2 separate regions of the Homo sapiens genome follow, and region 1 is linked to region 2. Evidence: chromatin loops called from intact Hi-C (ENCODE). Cell type or tissue: IMR-90. All regions are shown on one strand. Links, peaks and the distances in the headings refer to the core of each region. The heading gives the core; the rest is flanking DNA.

Region 1 (10,519 bases), core at 3,420-8,419, 360 kb before region 2:
GAGTGGTTGGATGGCAAGCATGTAGTATTTGGCAAGGTGAAAGAAGGCATGAAGATTATGGAGGCCATGGAGCGCTTTGGGTCCAGGAGTGGCAAGACTAGCAAGAAGATCACCATTGCTGACTGTGGACAACTCCAATAAATTAGACTTGTGTTTTATCTTCACCACTCAGCCATTCCTTTATAGTTCAGGAGAGCATGCCTGCTCCCCATTTGCTCACAGTATCCTAGAATCTTTGTGCTGTCACTGCATTTCCCTTTGGGTTCCATGTTTTCCTTGTTCCCTTCCATGCCTAGCTGGATTGCAGAGTTAAATTTATGATTATGAAATAAAAACTAAATAGCAAAATAGTGTGCATGCACTTAATGCCACTGAACTGTACATTTAAAAATGATTAAAATGGTAAATGTTATGGCATGTATGTTTCATCACAATAAAAAAATAGATTTCCAAACATATTCCAAAGTGATTCTCCTAGTAAATTCTTTTTAAAATTCACCTAGGAAAAAAATGTGTTTTACAATTTAGCAACTCTTCTAGGGCACTTGCCGTGTTACCCGCTCTGTGCTGAGCATTGCATTGCGTTTATTTATTATTATTTTATTTGAGGTGTGATCGTTGAGAAGCAATACAATGAAATCTACAGCCTCAAGTGTTCAGTTCACTGAGTTTCAATAATTGTGAACCTGTGTAACTGCATGATGAACCTGTGTAACTTTCATCACCCCAGAAAGTTCCCTCCTGCCCTCTTCTGGTCAACCCCCATCTTCTTTCCAACCACTTTCTGATGTCAGTCATCATGGGTTTATGCCTGTTCTCGATGTTCTTGTAGACAGAAACTCACAGTGTGCACTCTTGTGTGCCCTGCTGGTCTTGCTCAGCCTGCCGTCTGCTGTTGACCTGTGCTGATGCGTGTCCCTGGAGTTAACTCTACTGCTAACTAGTACTCCATCCCATACAGTTTGTGCATCCATTCTCCTGTGGGTGGACATTGAGATGGCACTGTGGTTTGGAGACCGCTGACAGTGAGTGAAGATGTCAGCTGACCACTGGGGAGTGTCCCGGCAGAGTGAGCTTGCCACACTTCAAGTTTTCGGTGCTGGGGGTTTTGCTTTTTTGGTGACTCAGCACTAGGGACAGGAAGTGGACAGATGGCCTTAACAGGTTGACGTCCCTGAGCTGTGATAGCTGCCACACCCTTCCCCAGCTCCGACGGCCACCTGCAGATGTGATCAGATACCCAAGGGGGCTAGGGTGGAGGTGGAGGAGTAGAGCGGCCCCTGCCCCAGGCAGGGTTTGGGTGGCCTGTCCCCAGCTTGGCCTCTTCCTTTCTGGATTGAAGCCTTGAGGCTGGTTGAGATGCTCTTTAGCCACATTAAAGCCATTAGTCTGGGACTGAAGCACCACAGCTTTTCCATCTTTCCAGTGACTTGGCTCTCTCTGCTGTGACCCATTCTTGGGTGAGTTTGTAGCCTCTGAGTCCAACACTGAGGTCAGTGTCTCCTCATTTCCCCAATGCTGGGCAGTATCTTATCTCATGACATGGTGAGGCCTAATGCAGAGCCATGCAGCTGGGCACCGTGGCTCACACCTGTAATCCTAGCACTTTGGGAGGCCAAGGTGGGAGCGTTGCTTGAAACCAGGAGTTAATAAAGGTCAACTTGGGAAATATAATAGTGAGACCCCATCTCTACAAAAAAAAAAAATGTTAAATTAGCCAGATGTAGTGGTACACGCCTATAGTCCCAGCTACTTGGGAGGCAGGGGCAGAAGGATTAACCTCCTGGTTAAGGGTGCAATGAGCCAAGATTGCACCACTGCGCTCCAGCCTGAGTGCTATAGCAAGATCTTGTCTCTAAGTGGTATGGGAGGGGGAAAGCTACACCTTTGTTGCAAATAGATCTGGGCTCAAACACTAGCTGGCTACCTGGACATGATGCAATCATAGGCAAGTTAATCTCTTGGAGCGTAGCTACCTCATATGATAGCATCAAGAATACCTTTGTTGTCCCATGTCTGCCTTCATAGGCCTGTTGGAGGTGGGAGGGTAATTCCTGCCTTCCAGTAACATGGACAAATTTATCCGTGTGAAAGCCAGTTTCACCTGAGGTCAGTTTCCTCTGCTGCCCCGTTTCTGGGCAGTACCTCATGTCATGACATAGATAATGCAAGTTGAGAGTGTGTGGGTGACAACTTCAACTGTTGCTCTACAGTAGAGACCTGTGGAGACAGGACAGACTGATCAGGGTGGGCTGTGGTCACTGGGGAACCTCATGAAGCAGACAGAATTTGGGGGCCCTCCAAGAGAAAAAGTATTTATGCCGGTTTCCCTCTCTCCATTCAGAAACCGTACTCTATACACCCCCGGTCCCCACCCTAAGTCCACCAGGTCACTGACAGCTAACAATTGACCTTCACCTGGGAGAGGTAAGCTTGCAAGGCCCAGCTTGGACATGCACCTGTGATTTCTAAAGGACTTCTTCTGAATTCATCTCTGAATGAGGTTGGCGGCACTGCTATGGTGTCTGAGCCTATACAGGAGCCGAGGGCTATGTAGTCATCAGAGCCTCAGTTTAGAGGCTCACATGACAGAGACATGGAGTGTGGAGCCCATCTCAGCAAGTCAGGGCCTGACGCGTTATGCCCGCTCACATGTAGGCACAGGAGACCTGGGACAGAGGAAGCGATCTGCTCCTGCCTGAAGTAGTGGGAGGGGCAGGAAGGTGCATTGCTGAGCAGAGGGACTATCTGCTGGTCCAAGGAGCCTCTGTCCGGCTGGACTGAGGCTACCCTCAGCTTCCATCTCTCCTCTTCATTCTCTAGAAGGCTCTGCCAGGTTCAGATCCTGCCTGTCCTTTGCAGCTTTGTAGGGAGCAGTCCCCACATCTCTGAGGATTGCCTGATGCAAGTTCTCGAGGTAACTGCTTCAGGGCTGCGTGGGAGTCCCCAGCTGACTTGACCATGTGCTCCTGTGGAAAATGATCACCTCACCTTTTATTTATATTCTGTTGTTGATTTTCCTCTAAGGATCTAGGCCAGTGCTGGGCACATTTTGCACTTTCAACAGTCGAGGGGCAGAAAAAGAGAATTACCATACCTGAGGCTTGCCAGTCAGGGGCAGAGCCAGAACTGGAATCCCAGCAGCCCAGACGTGGGAAGAGCATCGAGGACCGGCAGGAGGAGGGGATGGGAGGGCCGTCTGGGTGAGGGGTCATCTAAGAGCCCAGTGCTGTTTCACACTGTCCCGGGTGGAAAATGCAAACCCTGTGGATTTTCACCCTCTCAGTGTTGACTATTGTCCTATGGAAATAAGGGTGATTTCCTAAAATGTGTGGCTCAATAAAGGATTCCTTCACCGGGGTGTGAAATGACTGTGCATCTGAATCTGAGCCAGAAAAGATAAACTTTGCTCCATTTTCCCACACACCGGATTAGAATCTTTCCAGGACACTAACCTAGTGTGTGCTTATCTAGGTCCTTGGGCCTAGGGGCCCCTGGTGAAAGCCCAGGCCATGCAATCCGAGTCCCAGCGCCCCCATCCTTCCCCCTCTCTCCCGTGGGTTTGTATCTCCCTGGCATCCCCCAGCAGACTGCTCTGCCCAGCTGTGAACTGAACAGCCTGGCTTGTCTTGGGGCAGAACCTGTCCTCACAGGTGTGTTTGGGCACTGCAGGAGGGTTGGGGAAAAGTGGTGTAAATAACCCTCCTTGCCTTTCTGCTGATGAGAAAACCATGGGAAAAATATAAAACATTTCTATGGATATTGAGAACAAAGTTTCTTCAGTGATTTCACTGTAAGTTTGGTTATTTGAGAGAATAGTTTTTAATTAATAAGGAAACTTAATTAATACATGTGTGTCCCTGATTTCTTATATATGTGTGTGTATATATATGTACATATACATATGTATCCCTGATTTCTTTAAATCTATGTATGTGTATATATCTTATATATCATATATAATCTTATATGTGTATGTATATATATCTTATATGTATATATACATATAGTTTTCACTGTAGACGTACTATACTATATATATAGTGTACACTATAATGTCAAGTATATGAAAACAAAGAACATAGATAAAAAGGCTGAAAATGTGCCATAATATTAACAGTGGTCATCTTTCTACCATAACATTTTCTGGTTTTTAAAATAATAAGCGTATTTTTCATATTGGGAAAGATAAAAATTTACCTAACAAGGCAAAAGAATTAACTATCATAGGAAAGTTAATTTTGCCATGCCCGTCCCCATCCCATAGTGAGCAGTATGTGTTTACGTCCATGCTGACATTAAGACTGATGAAAACAGAAAAAGGACAGGCCGCCATGTAGAAGAAATTTTTAAACTACCAGTTTTTAAAATGGGAAAGGAACCAAATGGTTTTGTATAATCCCATATAAAAATGTCCCTCATAATGAATCTCAGACTCACCTTAAAGGAATAATTCTCAGGATTCTCTTCCATGCTGGGGCTCCAGTAAGAGTCAAGATTTGGGGCTTTCTTAAAGCAGGCTTCAAACCTTAAAAGCATACCTTATTGAATGCCAGTGCCAGCATTCTCAAATAACTGTGCCCCCAAGTGGTCACATGTACCTGTAAATTACATGCAGCAAAAAGGTGCAATTAACCAGGTCCTGGACTGCAGAGTTTGCAATTTATTAATAATAATGATGATGAAAACAATAATACATCCAAAAGAGAAAAGAAAGGGGAAGATGAAACCCAAAGAGAGAGAGAGAGAGTGTGTGTGTGTGTGTGTGTGTGTGTGTGTGTGTGTGTGCAGGCGCAAAAGACAGGGAAGAATTTTCTCAGTGTTTATTTTTGCCATGCCTCTCCCAGAAAAAGAGCGTGTGTGCGTGTGTGTGCATATGTGTTTGCATTTGAGGAGGGAGGCCTGGCCAGAAGAGGTGGGGGGTAGCTGTGGGCAGAGCCCTCCCAAGAATTCTGGAGACTTTGCATCCTTTCTCAGGAGCAATCCTCGATGCCTTTGACTGCCTACTTCTCTGCAGCGGTGGTTCCATGATAGTCTCCTTGGCAGCCTGCCAGAGGCTGTAAGTGTACAGAGAATTGTGTTTTAATAGAAGGCTTTACCTCTGATACAGATTTAAAATGAGGAAGAAACTTTCTGTTCCTCAGCCAGAACGAAATGCGTTTTGCTTCCTGTGAAATGCTGGTGATTACAAGCTCATCTTACATAATTTTATTATTTTCAATTGCTGCCCGTCAATCTCAGGTGATGGTTCCCTGGGAGCAGAAAAAGAGGCAGATTCTGGGCGATGACTATTAAAAAAAAAATCACTCAGTCATTAGCAAATCGTACAAAAATTTAGAAAGGAGAATAATTATCTTTGTGATGATGCTGTTTAAGATAATCAGAACTTGCATTGCTAAGTTAGACACGCCGAAGTGAATTGAGGACTGTTTAATGGCCTCTTAGAAAATGTATTTTTGCTTTAACAAAGCATTGATGTTTGAGATTTAAAAAAAAGAAATCCTTTAAATCTCGTGAAGGAATTCTCTGGAATAACCACATTTTCAGAAATCCGTGACATGATCGAGGTGGTCCACTGTCACGCCCACAAGAGGGCATTTTCTCATCAACTACTGTAAAAACGATTTGTTTTCTAAAGGGAAGCTGAGAGGCCTGGGGGAAGGAGAGTGTTCTGCAGAGCAGGAAGTGGAGAGCTGCTTGCAATTGAGTTGTATGTATGCTTCCACTTAATACGTCCTGCCGAGCCTGTAAGCCAACACTTCCGGCCAGGAATCTGCCCTCTGTGTTTACCTACTCTCTTTTTATGTCTTATTCCCAGAATGACTGGGGACCAAAGGAATCCTTTGCAGGAGTTTTCTCCAGACAGACAGTTCCACATGCTAGTATATTGTCGACCCCATCCATAACTTCCATGAAACTTGAATCTCATATTTTAAGACACCTTCTCTAGGTCCAAGTTCTTTCCTTTATGTATGTTACACATATTTGTTGAGTACCTACTGTGTGTCAGCTTGAGCCAGACTCAGATCCTGTCCTCGTGGAACACACATCCTCCACAGGAAGACTTGGCATAAAAAAGGAGAACAAATACTGGAGTATGATTTAGATAATTATAAATGTTATAAGGAAAAATAACTGGGATAAGGAAAGGTAGCTATTTTAATTGGATAATTAGGCATACTTCTCTCATGCATAACAAATATTCTAATTTTGTTCAATCCATACCAATATTGTTTGGATTATAAAGGTAATACCTTTTTTTCAACTCCATTTTTTCTAAAAAAGTTAGTTATATTGTTTATTATTTTACGGACCATGAAACATGATGGAAACCGGGGAATTGAGATGTGGCCAGTTGTTAGTTTGTAAAATGACATTTAAAAATTACCATCTACTCATCACCTCATCATTTGACAAAACAATGCATGTTTTAACACCAAAAAGTAGGAAAGATGTAATCCCTGAATAGAGGGCAGTTGAATACGTTTAGTGTTTTGGAAAATTTGCTGCATTATCTGAGGTTTTCTCCTTTTCCATGGCCTATGAGAACTTCATCAGGGACTGGTTCTGGTCAGGGGCTGGCATCCAGTTCCACAGATCCTGCTGATGACATTGTCCATGCCTTCCCCAACCATGAGGACCAACAATGTTGGCACCAGTTCTGCAAGCTCAGCTCCCAACCACAACACACAAGACTCGAGCAGGAGATGGTTTGCTCCCCATCCTAGGGGTTCTAGGATACTTGGTAAGGAGCTCAGCCCAAGAGCTACAATGCCGTTGTGAGAGTTTCTGAAGCCAGGAGTCAAGGCTTTACTTTGAGCACATGGTTTTGGAGGTCAAGCAGAATGGGCTGGGCAAATCCAGGAAGGCTTCATGGGGGAAATGAATTTTGAACTTGGCCTTAAAGGATGGGTAGGTGTAAGGAAGAGGGTTGTAGGATTATAGTGGGTGATATACACATTTTTGAAAGTTAATGTGGAACAGGTTTTGGTAGTAAAAGGCAACATCCATTGTGTAAAATGTTCAGGTATAACAACAAAGTAATAATCTCTAATAAATATATTGTCTAGGCTGAGCGTGGTGGCTCACGCCTGTACTCCTACCACTTTGGGAGGCCAAGGCAGGCGGATCATTTGAGGTCAGAAGTTCGATACCAGCCTGACCAACATGATGAAACCCCGTCTCTACTAAAATACAAAAATTAATCGGGCATGGTGGCGGGCACCTGTGATCTCAGCTACTCGGGAGGCTGAGGCAGGAGAATCACTTGAACCCAGGAGGCAGAGGTTGCAGTGAGCCAAGATCACACCACTGCACTCCAGCCTGGGCGACAAAGCAAGACTCCATCTCAAAAAAAAAAAAAAAAGAAAAGAAAACACACATATTATCTAGAGATGATTGTTAATATTTTATCATATTGTCCTCCAGTCTTTTGCTTTGCATTTTCACATTAGTTGGGACCATGTTGCACATGAAATTTTGCATCTTGCTTTTTTACTTTAGTATACAACACACATTGCCTCATGTAATTGAAAATTACTCTTAAACATCACTTCCGGATGGCTTCATTTATCCCATCCTGCCTGCATGCCATTCCCATCAGATGTATTTTTTTTCCTACTGTAACTCTCTGGTGGATAGTTCTTTTTATATCATTTTGGTTCACAATTTCGGTATCACACACATCTGCCAAGGTCCAGCTCTGAGGGTAATATTGAGCCTGTCACAATATCCACCCTGGTCTCTATCTGTGCATGTCAAGTGAAGATAATATACCAACCTCATGGGGTAGATATGAGACTTATGTGAGATCATGTTTGCATAGAGTTCTAGAAATAGAATTACCAAGGTTTGATCTCTTTAAAATTATGTAACTTTTCAATTATAAAAGTAATGTTCTTTATGGAAAATTTTAACAAAAGAAAAACCATGCAAATTTCATCACCCAGAGATAAAAAAACAATTAACATTTTAGAATCTATTATTTGTCACTTTGTAGCAGAATTGGGATCGTACTATATATATCATTTTCTTTCCTGCTTTTTTTCCTCTTAACCTTGCATTGCTTCTCCCTTGTCATTATTCATTTGGAAACAATCTTAAAAGACCATGTTTCATTATATTCTGTTATATTAATGTGTCTTATTTAACTGTTTCCTTTTTGCCATTTAGATAATTCAGTAATTTGCTACTATAAATAACGTTGCAATGAAATACTGATGAACAAATCTGTGGACATTTTGGGTTACTTCTTTAGGATTAATTCCTGGAACTGTATTTACCAAGTCAGAGGTGGAGCAGCATGTGAATACTCACTTTACCCTATTCTATCCTATTATAATTTTTTTTTAATCTTAGTCTGTTAGGTAGGTGAGTAATGGTATCTCGTGGTCTCGGTTGCGTTTCCTTGATTACCAGTGGGTTGGAGCATTTGTTTCTGTGTATTGACGTACCTGTCCTCTGTTTGTCCTTCTATTTATATTCATCTTTTTTCTTATTGATTTTTAAGAGCTCTTTATGCATAAGAGGATATTAACCTTTTGGTATAATGTTGGAAATATTTTTTCAGTTTGTCATTTGAATTCTAAATTCATTTATGGTTTCTCGGTTGTATAGATGCCTTTACTTTGCTTATACGAATCATCAACGTTTTTGTTGTTCAGTGTTTCCTCTTGTTTTTAGGCTTAGAAAGCCCTTCCCCATCCTGGCTTTGGATATCTGCGCAGTTGCATTTTCTTCTAATTGTTTTGCAATTCATTTTGCAAATTCAACTTTTTATCAGGTTTTCTCATTTTGCTATAAAATATGATCGGAATTTAACTTTTTCTTAATAGTCATTTAATTCTTCCATTTGCGTTTAGTGAATGATCTTTCTGTCCTCCCTGATTTGAAATGCTACCTCTCATACATTAAATTCTTTGTTGGGTTTTTTGTTGTTGTTGTTGTTGTTGTTTTGAGACGGAGTTTCTTGTCATCCAGGCTGGAGTGCATTGGTGCGATCTTGACTCACTGCAACTCCACCTCCCGGTTCAAGTGATTCTCCTGCCTCGGCCTCCTGATAACATTAAATTCTTGTATAGACTAGAGGGTGTTTCCAGGCTGTTTATTCTGTTTCATTCAAACTTAGTTCTATACCACACTGTTTCAAATGCTGAAGTTTTCATTTTGTGTTTTAAAATCTGGTAGTACAAATCATCTTCATTATTATTATTTCCCAAAATATTTTTGGCTACTATGTCTGACATATCTTGTATAGCCCAGAGGAAATTTAGAAGCATTTCACGCTAAAAAAAAAAAAAAAAAAAAAAAAAAAAAAAAAAAAAATTGAGTTTTTTTTTTACATGATAGCCATATGAATTCGATGAGATCCGTAAATTGATTTATAAAGAATTGACATTTGGACTACATTATTGAGTCTTCTCATTCAGGAATGTGCTATTCCATTTACTCTTGCTCTCTCTGTGTTTATTTGAGTTTACTTCCATATCTCTCTGTAAACATTTGTGGCTTTCTTCATGTGAGCTCTGTGCTGCTCTTAGAAACTTCATTCCTATATGTTACATATACATAGAGTGAGATCGTTCTGTCCCAACATATTTGCTAATGAGTTATTACTGGCAAATAAAAAAGCTGTTAATGTTTGTACATTGATTTTGTATCTTGCTGGGTTACTGAACTTTCTGATGGATGGAACTCTTTTTAAGGCCTTCAAACATGTTGAATATTGTACTAAAAGATTGTCTGTATACCCAGGGATGTCTGGGAGAGCTTGTATTATCATTTTTAAGAAGCTTTTCTAATTTGAAGGAAAACGGCCTCTCGTTGTGTCTTCACATTGAAGTTTCTTTGTGACTCTAATCCCGAGTCCTGGTAGCATCATGTATTTGGGGCATACGGTGTTCGTGTGCAATAATCCCTCCTTGTAGGCCTCCCCTGAAGCAACAGACAACCATGACAGCTCTGATGAGCACCTTTCAGATAGGAGTTTGGGGTTCACAGCTCTGCCTTGTTGGGGGGTGTGTGAGGGGCTAATCATAAAGAATAATTTGGGAGCTAGTTCTGGACACACGTTCCCAGACTGATTGGGTAGAGCCTGTTGTTGTTGAGCTTGGGTTTAAATTCATTCACAGCCAGACAAACGTGAGTATGAAGAACCAGTCAGACATCACTTTCCCCATTGGTGATCCCTGAAGGACTTTCCATTCGCAGCACAAAGATAACCCCTTGAAGAGAGCAAAGAAGAAGAGAAAGGCTGACCAGAAATATGACCGTAATATCTAGGCACTTCACTCTCCGCAGCTGTACTGAGCTCACATTATATTGTCATCTTCTCCAGATTAAGGCCTTCTATCAGTTATGGGAAAGGCAAGGATTTCTCCTACCCTGATTCTTCCTAGCATATGGCTGGAGGTGGGGGCGGAATCTCCCCACATCCCCACACAGACGGCTTGTGAATGTTCTGATGGTGTGCGTTTCCTCCGTTGGACGAACAACTCATCTTTTACTCTTTGCTTTTTAT
Region 2 (10,519 bases), core at 3,723-8,722:
AACTAAACTACAACTTAAAAAGCCAAGTCATACTAAAGTATCACCTAATAAGCATATCCACTAAAAGGAAGATAAAAGCAATCTTCACCTCTAAGCACTGACTTAACAAACAGCCTTCACTCTATGACAGCTACCATTTTACAACTGGGAGCTTTCAGAACCACAAGAAGGGAAGCAACCTAGAAAAGCAGATACTAACAAAAGTGGGGCCCACCTGTCTACACATTTGCCTCCCAACCTAAAACATTCCCTTCAGCATTGCCTGAAATTTCTTGTCTGTTACACTGCCTAAAATTCTATTAGAAATTGATTCAGAGTTTAACATTTTTTTCTTAAAAATATAAACCCATTAAAAGTGTAATAGGGCTGGTGTTCTTTCCTACCTTAGAGTAAATTAGTGTAATCTAATTACTTTCCTCCTCACATTTTGCTGAAACCAGCCACACTAAACAAACAGAAATTTTAAGGTGGCTAAGCATAATTTCACGAACCCAGGCATTCTGAGGGGTACAAAGGGTGGGTAGACCATGGAGCCCTGTGCTCCCCTAAGTAGGACTACTCTTAAGAGGAGGATGAGTGAGGGGAAGGAACACAAAGACAAACTTGGACTGTTTCAGAATTTCATACAGGATGTGGCCCATGTCAGGGACACTAAGGAGAACATATTTATTAAGTGTCTCAATGCAGGGACCCGCCTCCATCCTACATTAGTCCTCTTATTTCTTACTCCCAAGTCTTTAAACTCATCCTCCTTCTCAATGCCTGCTTTATAAAACAAACAGCAAACGAACCAAAGTATTGCCTTCAAAAACATGTATCATGATATATCAGAGAAATTTTATATTTCAGGCTGCTTTTAATGTGAAAGACTTCATAGTTCAATTACCATATGCTAGGAGTTTTGTTAAAATCATATTGATCCTCATTACTACATCCATGGACTTCTAGAGGCCTGAAAACTCAGATTAGGATACTGTCCTGATAATTCCAAATGAAAGCTTCAGGTCAAACTTTTACACAACAATTATCTTTATAGTGTTTAGATCACCAACTGAACACAATATTAATTTAAGCCTTTTTCAGCACGCTTATGGAAATCTCATAGAAATCAGCATTAAAATAGACTCCTCTATCCCCACCCATTCGGCCTCATACCAGATTCCTTCTCCACTTTTCCCATGCTGTTATATTCATTACTTAACCCTAGCTTTAACATATTTTTAAAGTTCTGTCTATCTGATAGCCCAGAATGAATACTGCTCTGAAAACTATTTTAGTATTAAATATTGAAGAATAAGACAAATGTTTAACAGGTAGCATTTAAGAACAGTAAATTTCTCTTTATCCATTAAAGGAATTCTTAGACTTTGAATAATATTTTCCTGCTTCCTAACTCTGCTAAAGGACTTAAAATACTGGCAGAAAAAAAAAAAATTTTCCCACATAGCCCAAATCCCAGGCTGAAGCTGTGTTCTCCACTCCACACAATTTAGAGAAAATAATATAATTTTAGGATAGCCTCCTATAAGAGTACCTATCCAGGAAGGAAATGTATATTGAGCAGGGTAGATATCAACTCATCCCAGACCCTGCTATGGGCTAAAGAATAATGATAAAGACAGGCTAGAAACCCTTAACTCCCTCTTTCTGCTGCTTCTTAAATGAATCATGTAGCCATAAGAAGTCAGAAGCTGGGAGAGTACTCTGATTCCCTGAGAACAAGGTAAACTTGACAATGATTGCTCTGCTTCTTTCCCCCACTATTGGACTTATAAAGCAATGAAGGCTTTTAGACTGAACAGCCCTTGGATTCAATTAACAATGACTTCCTGGAATGAATATACCTTAGTATGTGCCAGTTACCACGAGAGGCAATTAAAATACACGACTTATTTAATCCTTGCAACACCATTCTGAAGTTGAATTTCCTAGATGAATAAATAGGCTTGGAGAGTGTAAATAATGAGCTGAAAGTCACATGATTATAATGAACAAGAGTGGTAATTTAATCTAGGTCTATATTACTCTTCCGAATATATCATACTGCTATTATCACTAAGTCTTCTCTGCCCACACCCAGCCCATGCCAATAATTCTTCTTGGAATTCCATCTTCTTAACACCTGTGGATTTACTCAGCTTTCAGTCATAAATCCCTGAGGCTAGGGGTGATAATCAGGCAGGAGGCAGAAGAGTAAGCGGCCAGTAAAGCAATGCACTCGAAACGATACACCCTCTGAAACTTAAAGCAAAATTTGGTGCATGCCTCTGTGTGTGTGTGTACGTGCACACATGTGTGCTTTTCTAGAGAATAGGATGAAAACTTTAACATATTCTCAGAGGGGTATAATTATTCATCAACTATTACTACTGGGAACCAGATAAAATACACAACGAATTAACTCTGGAGTTTAAACCTTCAGAAGATTTTTCAAATATTAGCTCTACCTTCTTTATCCAGTTCTGCATCTTTAACCTCCACATCAGAGCCAGGTTCTAACTTCTCATTATTGCTACATTCCAGTGCCTCTAGTTTCTCAAGATCATCTCCATGATTTTCAGTCGAAGTTTCTGGTTTTTCTTTTGACTGGTCCTCCAGAAGAATCTTTTGTTCAGAACTACATTTATCTCCACTATCACAGAAAGAAACTACTTCAAGCTTGCCATTCTGACATTCCAGAACTGGTATTCCTTCAAAACTGTCAGTGGAAGCCTCACCATTTAGACAATTTCCTTTAAGGAAAGTCTCTTTCCTGGAGGTCTGCTCCGGGTTTAAGGAACTGCTGCTGTTGACCAGTAGAGATTCATTTGAACTTTCCTCCTCAGTAGATGCAAAGTTCTCTTTTGTGCCTGCTCCATTGTTAAGCCTCTGCCCCTGGTCCAAGTCCATGATGTCACAGGATGATTCATCATTGGTCATAGATAAGTCTCCAGTCTCTTCTCCATTTTCCTCATGGCAGTCAGTGCTTACCTCAAACTCTCCATTCTCTAATAATTTCCTGTCCTCCGTATGGTTCTCATAGTCTGCAAATTTGGTGTCTTCTTCATCTTTTTTTAAATTATTAACTTTCCTTTTCTTAATAATTCCTTTACCCCACTGTGATCTCCGCCTTGATTTTCTCCGAACCCGAACTGTTTTACAAGGAAGGAAAAAAGATATGTAGAACTTGGAATGCAATACCAATTTTACATATGTTTATTAAACAGGACCCAAAAGAAAGTAAACCCATGCTGATGTAACACACAAAAACTACTTAGCTCTTGACATTCATGCTGACTAATCCTTGCAACCTACAAATGGAATGGATATGAAGTCAGGGATGAACTCTGCAGAATAAAACATTTTTTAATGTATTTCCTGTATGAGTTTATTCAGCACTAATCTTTTCTACTATCCTAGATCCTACTTTACTACTGTTCCTAATTTTCAACATCCAAAAGCCACGCATATAATATACACATTTAAAGAATGACCACATTACCAGGCTGCCAGAAAGTTTGGGGCCAAAGCCCTGGATTTCCACCAGGAAGGTGGATGTTTTACTAGCAAAAGGTAGCTCCTAAATCATGAAAGAAAATAAAGACATGATTCAATATAGCATAACAGAACAGTTAAGGGTATCCTCACAAAGAAACCTCTCCTTCCAGAAAAAGGAATCACCCAAAGTTAAGTATGACCATGGATAGATGCCTTATGAAGGTTATTTGGACAATTTGGTGAGCCAACTGTTAATCTCTTCTAGCACAAACAGTTCACCCAGCAGCATCAATTTCTTGCAAAGTTATTTGAGAATATGTAGGAAAACTAAGCCCTCTGCTATCAAGGCAACAACAACAACATAAACAAAACACTGAAAATAAATACTTGGTCACTTATGTGAAAAGGGAGGCCTACAAAAGTTGTAAGGACTATACTCTTAGATGCTAGAAACTATCATGAGCTTTATGAGTAGGCAGCTAGGGCCTCTAGGTATTAATGGACCCTGGAATTTTTAATTTCTCACATATGTATCAAATTGAGGTAGATGGTTAAGCAAGTCTACCTCATTGTCCCTTAAATAAACAAAAAGTTAACTTTTATAATTTGGGACACTTGCATAATACAGTTAAGTGTTCTTCAGAACACTTAAATACAAAAATTATTAAAGCAAACCACTTATGCTAGAGCTGAATCACTTCTGGTATCTAACCCCAAATTCTAAATACTAGTTTGTTGAAAGTATCAGAATAAAAATATTCATTTTTTCTGTGGTTATGAACATAATAATTTTAACTTAAAAAAAGACAATATATATGTTTAATACATCAAAGCTGAAAAGCTTCCTGGGCAAAGATATTTTTTAAAGAAAATATAAATATGAAATCACTAACTGTAGGCTGTTTAATCTGTAGTTTAAAAATTGCTTTATAGAGACAGAAAGGAATATGGTCTTTTAATGACAACCCTTGTTTCTTATATTCACACTGCTTAATATGAATTTAGAATCTATCAACAGTGTAGTGTATTTACATACTTATTTAATCCTTTCATCTTTAATTCCTGCTGCATCTCTGTAAATTCACAAGAAATAGATAAATTTAGTTATAAATATTACTCTTCTTTCTTACCTAAGAATATATCTCCTAAAGGTTTCTGAAATCATCTCCAAAATTCAGGTTATTGAGTCATTTGGCTCAACATGTATTTTTCCTTCAAAACTGTAATCCTGTTAGCACTAACTCTTCATTCTTTTCCCCTATTAATTTCTATTTATATAATTTAAAGTTACAGGGTAATTAGCATAGAGAAGAAAATTTCTGTATTAATCTACTGTTAAAATCTGGTACACAGGCTCAGGTGATGGGCATTTGTAAACATCCCATTAGCTATAAGAAAAACTAATCTAGTCCATATAAAAAATAAAAAGCATTCAGCTTGCTCTGACTCTGCAAGTTAGCGCTATTAGGCTTTTACTACCTGACAGGCCATTCCTGACACCATAACCTCTCTTATTCTGCAACCATGTAACTGAAAGTACAATAGGTTCCCTTTTTCTTTCCTAAGCCATGAAACTAGAGCAAAATGAAGCTGAACTCTGCTCAATCAGGAGTCACCTCAACTACCTGACATGCAGTACATAAGCAAAGGCTGGGAGCCCTGCTGAAGCAAGTTACTGCAGGATAGACCTGGCTAATACGGTAAGAGAAAATGGTCTTAATCTTTGGGAAGTAGGACTGGAGGTATTTTTCTCTTCCTTATATAATTATTTCTAATGGTTGGTATAATTTTGGCAAAATAAGAGAAACAGACCACATTAGCTCCACAAGAAGAGATTTTTGTTTTAGTCACTGATGTATCTTCACAGTACCTGGCATGTGGCAAGAGTATATATTAGTATTTGTGGACCTAATGCTTAATATACCATTTCCAGCTAGGCATGGTGGCTCACACCTGTACTTCCAGCACTTTGGGAGGCCGAGGCTGACGGATCACTTGAAGTCAGGAGTTCGAGACCTACCTGACCAACATGGTAAAACCCCATCTCTACTAAAAATACAAAAAAATGAGCCAGGTGTGCTGGCAGGCGCCTGTCGTCCCAGTAGCTTGGGAAGCTGAGGTGGGAGAATTGCTTGAACCTGAGGAGGCGGAGGTTGCAGCGAGCCAAGACTGAGCCACTGCACTCCAGCCTGGGCAACAGAGAGAGACTCTGTCTCAAGAAAAAAAAAAAAAATAAATAAATTTATATATATACACACACACACACACACACACACACACACATATACACACACACACACACATACACACACACACACACACACCACTTCCTTCATCGGGGTGCTCTGTGTGAAAAGTCCATTTAGAGACACGATCTTTAGAGTCAATTTTTATAGCATCACTGAGTTTGTTTCCAAAACTAAGGCCTTAGGAAAGCAACTACGCCTTAGGGACATTCAGATTTCTTATTTAAGTTAATGTAAAACAGAAAAATTATGGGTCGCATATGCCATCTACTGGTAAGAGAAAACAAAACTCATATTTGTAGATTCAAAAAGTTTTTAAAATATTTAAAGGCACTTAAAACTTCTTCAAGTGAATAGTCAATGTATTTTCATTCATAAATATTTGTAGCAGATGCATAGAATGTAAAGAATTTCAAAGTTTAAATTAGAGTACTACATTACACAATCCAAGTCATGATCTGAAATACAACTAGGCCAAATAGGCTTAATCAGTTTCACGGCATCATCGAGTCCTTTCTCAAACTTTCTCATATACAAATGCCACTTACCAAAAGGGGACAAGCTTTAAAAAGGTGGGTATAGTTTATTCATTCAAATTCAATGCCACTGGTGAAACAACATATTATAGCTAGCTTTACTGACAAAGTAGTTCAGGTTGAGTATCCAAAATCCAACACTTTTTGAGCACTGACATGTCGTTCAAAGTAACTGCTCGTTGGAGCATTTCAGATATCTGATTTTTGGATTAGGGATGCAGAACCAGTAAGTACAATGCAAATATTCCAAAATCCAAAAAAAATCCAAAATCCAAAACACTTCTGGGTCCCAAGCATTTTGGATAAGGGATACTTAACCTGGATTATCACCTTTATACCAGAAAAACAGCATGTATCTTCCAAGGAAGGCTATCTTTAGTGAAACAGAAGAACTCTATTAGAAAGACGCAGTGTTTATTAACATTTGACTTTTGGAAATGTTATAGATCAACATGAATGAGTACAAAAAAACTCCCAATTTTCCCTTTAAATACATCTCACAAAAACTACAAAGAAAAGAAGGCTGTGCCAATTTTTCAAACTGAACACAAAATAGTCTCTCAGAAAAATCAACTTCCTGTTGCCAGATCAGACACACCCACATGCGGGAGTGTCCATTTCCCACCCTAAAGAGAACATCCTGCATAGTGTACAAGGAGTGGAGGATAAGGACAGGGGCATATAAAAATTCTACTGGCTCCACATGGCTATCCAAAAACCAAAGTTTAAAACTGAAAATATTCAAGCCTAGTTCAATTGTCATAGCAAATAATATTGAATAGGGATAGAAAATAACAAATAAAGTTAAAGAAATATATTTCTGATTCAGCATTTACCTCACAAGCTCTTCTTCACCTCTGAAAAGAGATTAAAAGAGCTATGGGAAAAGAGCGGCACTTTGTTTTGTACCCAATTCCTAACATATCTACATCATTCTCAGTTGTTCTCACTACTGGATAACATGAGCTGAAATACTCACATGCACATTTATTTGCAGAGTTGTGCCACACATCCATTGGATTTCTTTGTTTGTGCCGAAATGCCTCTTCGACTCTAGTTTCTGTCTTCCGAGCTCCAGTACTATGAGGATTTATTTGTTCTGATGTTACTGATAAGCCTGCAAGCAGAAGATAAGCAATACCTCTTTAAATATTCCCAGCTACATAAACCAAAAGGTTTTTAAAAAAATCTCAAATACAAAACTGAGTTTTAAAGTCATTAATTATACTAGGGCAGTTTGCAGTTCCAATGAAAGCAGTGTCTTTTGTTTTAAGATGGGTAAGAAACTTAGATATAAAATCATAAAAATAAAACAATCTGGCAGGCCATGTTTACACTTAATCCCCAAAGGGGCCCTATTTTTATTCATTTTAATTCACAAAGAGGCACATTTTACATTATTATGACTGTGGAACAATAAGATTATATATTATCCAAAAATAATGACCTCTGCCATCTTAGAATGTACAACAGTCTACTGGGCTACTAAACCCCATTCCCGTGAACTGTTTCAAAATGCTATTTGCTTCCTGTCGCACCACACTGCAGTCAGTTTGGTTGTCCTGCATTATATTCCTAAGACTAATCATTCTATCTTAATTTTCTTCACTAGAGATTTATTTCTTCTATGTGGTCCTTAAGTTGGTTTTTCTCCAGGTTCTCTCTGTAACCACTTTTCTTCTTACTCTAATCTACACATTCCCCAGCGAAGTATCATTGTGTTCAGGTTCAATTACTATTATATAATAATTCTCAAATCTGTATCTTTAGCCCAAACATCTCTGATCCAGATATACAACTTCTGATCCATATATACAACTCCTTACTTCATATCTCCAACTGAATTTCCTAAAGATAGATCAAATTAAAGATAACTGGTTTATCTTTCCCTACAAAACAAAACAGTTTGTTCTTATAGATTCCCTATCTAGATTGGGAGTATTAGTATCTACTAAGTCACTCAACCAGTAATATGGCAGCCAGTTTTTATTCTTCCTTCACTTCACAGTGCTCTCCATCCCTGCGGCTACATCTCACTTATATTAATCTCTTCTAACTCCCTTCCTACTTCATTAATTAAAACCCTGGACTACTCCAACAGGTTTTTGTTCCCCAACAGCTTTACTGAGATACAATTTATATAACATAAAAATCACCTGTTTTAAGTGTACAATAAATAGTTTTTAGTAGATGTATAGAATTGTAAAATCACCACAGCAATCCAATTTTGGATAACTGTCCCAGGCAATGACTACTCCACTTTTTGTCTCTATAGACTTGCCTTTTCTGGACATTTTATATAAAAGAAATCATACAATATGTAGTCTTCTGGGTCTGGCTATTTTTACTTAGCATAATGTTTTGGGGTTTTTTTTGTTGAGACAACATCTTGCTCTGTCACCCAGGGTGGACTGCAGTGGCATGAACATGGCTCACTGCAGCCTCAACCTTCTGGGCTCAAGCAATCCTCCCAACTCGGCCTTCCAAATGGCTGGGATCACAAGTGTACACCACCACGCCTAGCTAATATTTCTCACTTTTTTGTAGAGATGGTATCTTGCCATGTTGCCCAGGCTGGTCTCAAACTCCTGGGCTCAAGCGATCCTCCAACCTCTGCCACCCAAAATGCTGGGATTACAGGCGTGAGCCACCATGTTCAGCCAGCATGTTTTTGAAGTTCGTCCATGTTGTACTGTGTAACAGTACTTTGTTCCCTTTTATTACTAAGTAGTATGCGCTTGTATGGGTATCCTATGTTTTCTTTACCAATTCACCAGCTGACAGACATCTGGGTTGTTTCCAGTTTGTGGTTATTATAAACAATGCTCCTATGAACATACAAATGTTTATGTGGACATATATTTTCATTTTTCTTGGGTAGATTCCTAAGAGTAGAATCACTGGGTCATACAGTAAATCCATGTTTAATTTTTTAGAAATTGCCAAACCATTTTCAAATGGGCTCCAACAGCTTTTAAACTGATCTTTCATCTTCCTACCCTGGCACATTGAAACCATGTTACTTCTTCCCGCCAAGGCAATTCGACCAATTCATTTCACTGCTTAAAATCCTTCAATGATTTCTATTGCCTATGGCTATCAAACTTTAGTGTACATAAAAACTCTTGGATAGTTTGTTCAAATAAAGATTTCTTGGCCTTAATATTCTCAGAGAATCTAATTCATAGGTCTAAGCTGAAGTGGGTAATAGGCAGACATTTTTGAAAACACTGATCTACAAGATAAATCACAAGCTCCTTAGCATGGCATTGATTTACTCAAATATTTACCGAAAACCTGTTTTATACCAGATGGGGTTCTAGGGACTGGAGCAGAGATATAAACAAGACATTCAAAGTGCTGATATCCTAAATAAGGAGGACACGATCAAAAAACAAATAATATAATGCCAAATGCTACCAAAGCCTCTATCAGATTAGGTGGTCAGGGAAGAGCTCTCTAAAAAGGTAGAAGAAAAGTTTCTTCATAATTTTTGTGTCCTAGACCCCGCACCTCTTGAGCCCTATTTCCAGCATTCTGTATTTCTTTAGCAATACCAGTTTAACACACCTCTGTGCCTTTACATATGCTATTGTTTTCTCTGTGTGCAATACACCTCCTCCTCCTCTATCACTGCCTCCCTAGTCCATTAGAGAGAACACTTCTATATTCACTCCTTACTCTGATCAAAATGCTGGGTTCCCTACTGGGAGGTCTCATCTCTGTGCTCTGAACATGCTTCAACCAGTGCATACACCACACTGTACTTGATTGGTTTTACATTTCTCTCTCTCCTACTAAAATGTGAGTTCCTCAAGGACAAGATTATAAACTGAATTGACAAACCACAATTGCTAATTCTGTGTTTCTAATAACAAAATTGCATATAAATTTCACTAGGGTGGGAAAAACAGTATACCTAAACATGTTTTTAAAGTACCAGAAAGTAAACTGATGAAAAATAAAACCTTTTCATATCTAATATCTAAATCCATTTAGAAATCAATTCTTAAAAAAGATATACTCCTACAAAACAAATTTCAATAAGAAACACTTTATTTCTGTAATACACACTATCACACTAAAACTTTCACAGTAGGTAAAGTTGTAAAATATCTTTGAGAATTTACATAACACATTAGTATCAGAAATTAAATAAATACATTAAATACATTACTTTCATAATACCAGCAATCCTAAAGAAACAGCGTTCAAGTACTCTTGGCCTGAACAGAGCACACTAGGCTTCAGTACCAAGTT

Evidence for each region. Peaks named below come from ENCODE experiments on the same cell type or tissue, not always from the same donor. Only the 100,000 strongest peaks of a DNase experiment are listed, where the experiment ranks them.
Region 1: it touches region 2 in a loop (4-fold over the local background); 7 of 110 quality-filtered maps call a loop at or near these places.

The regions. Positions count from the first base shown.
Region 1 is chr2:23,398,978-23,409,496 of GRCh38, forward strand. The region is part of intron 1 of KLHL29 (kelch like family member 29); the gene reads left to right. It also overlaps the pseudogene PPIAP61. Among named protein-coding and RNA genes, the nearest start is that of LINC02923, 17 kb to the left of the region's middle. RefSeq lists an enhancer at 5,376-5,957. In IMR-90, for the core only: a CTCF peak has its summit at 5,580 (motif pointing right); a DNase peak (open chromatin) is centred at 5,704; H3K27ac peaks cover 404 bases.
Region 2 is chr2:23,754,971-23,765,489 of GRCh38, forward strand. ATAD2B (ATPase family AAA domain containing 2B) reads right to left here. Exons shown (of 28, transcript NM_017552.4): 24 at 7,239-7,376; 25 at 2,448-3,131. Among named protein-coding and RNA genes, the nearest start is that of ATAD2B, 170 kb to the right of the region's middle. In IMR-90, for the core only: a CTCF peak has its summit at 5,985 (motif pointing left); a DNase peak (open chromatin) is centred at 5,951; H3K27ac peaks cover 95 bases.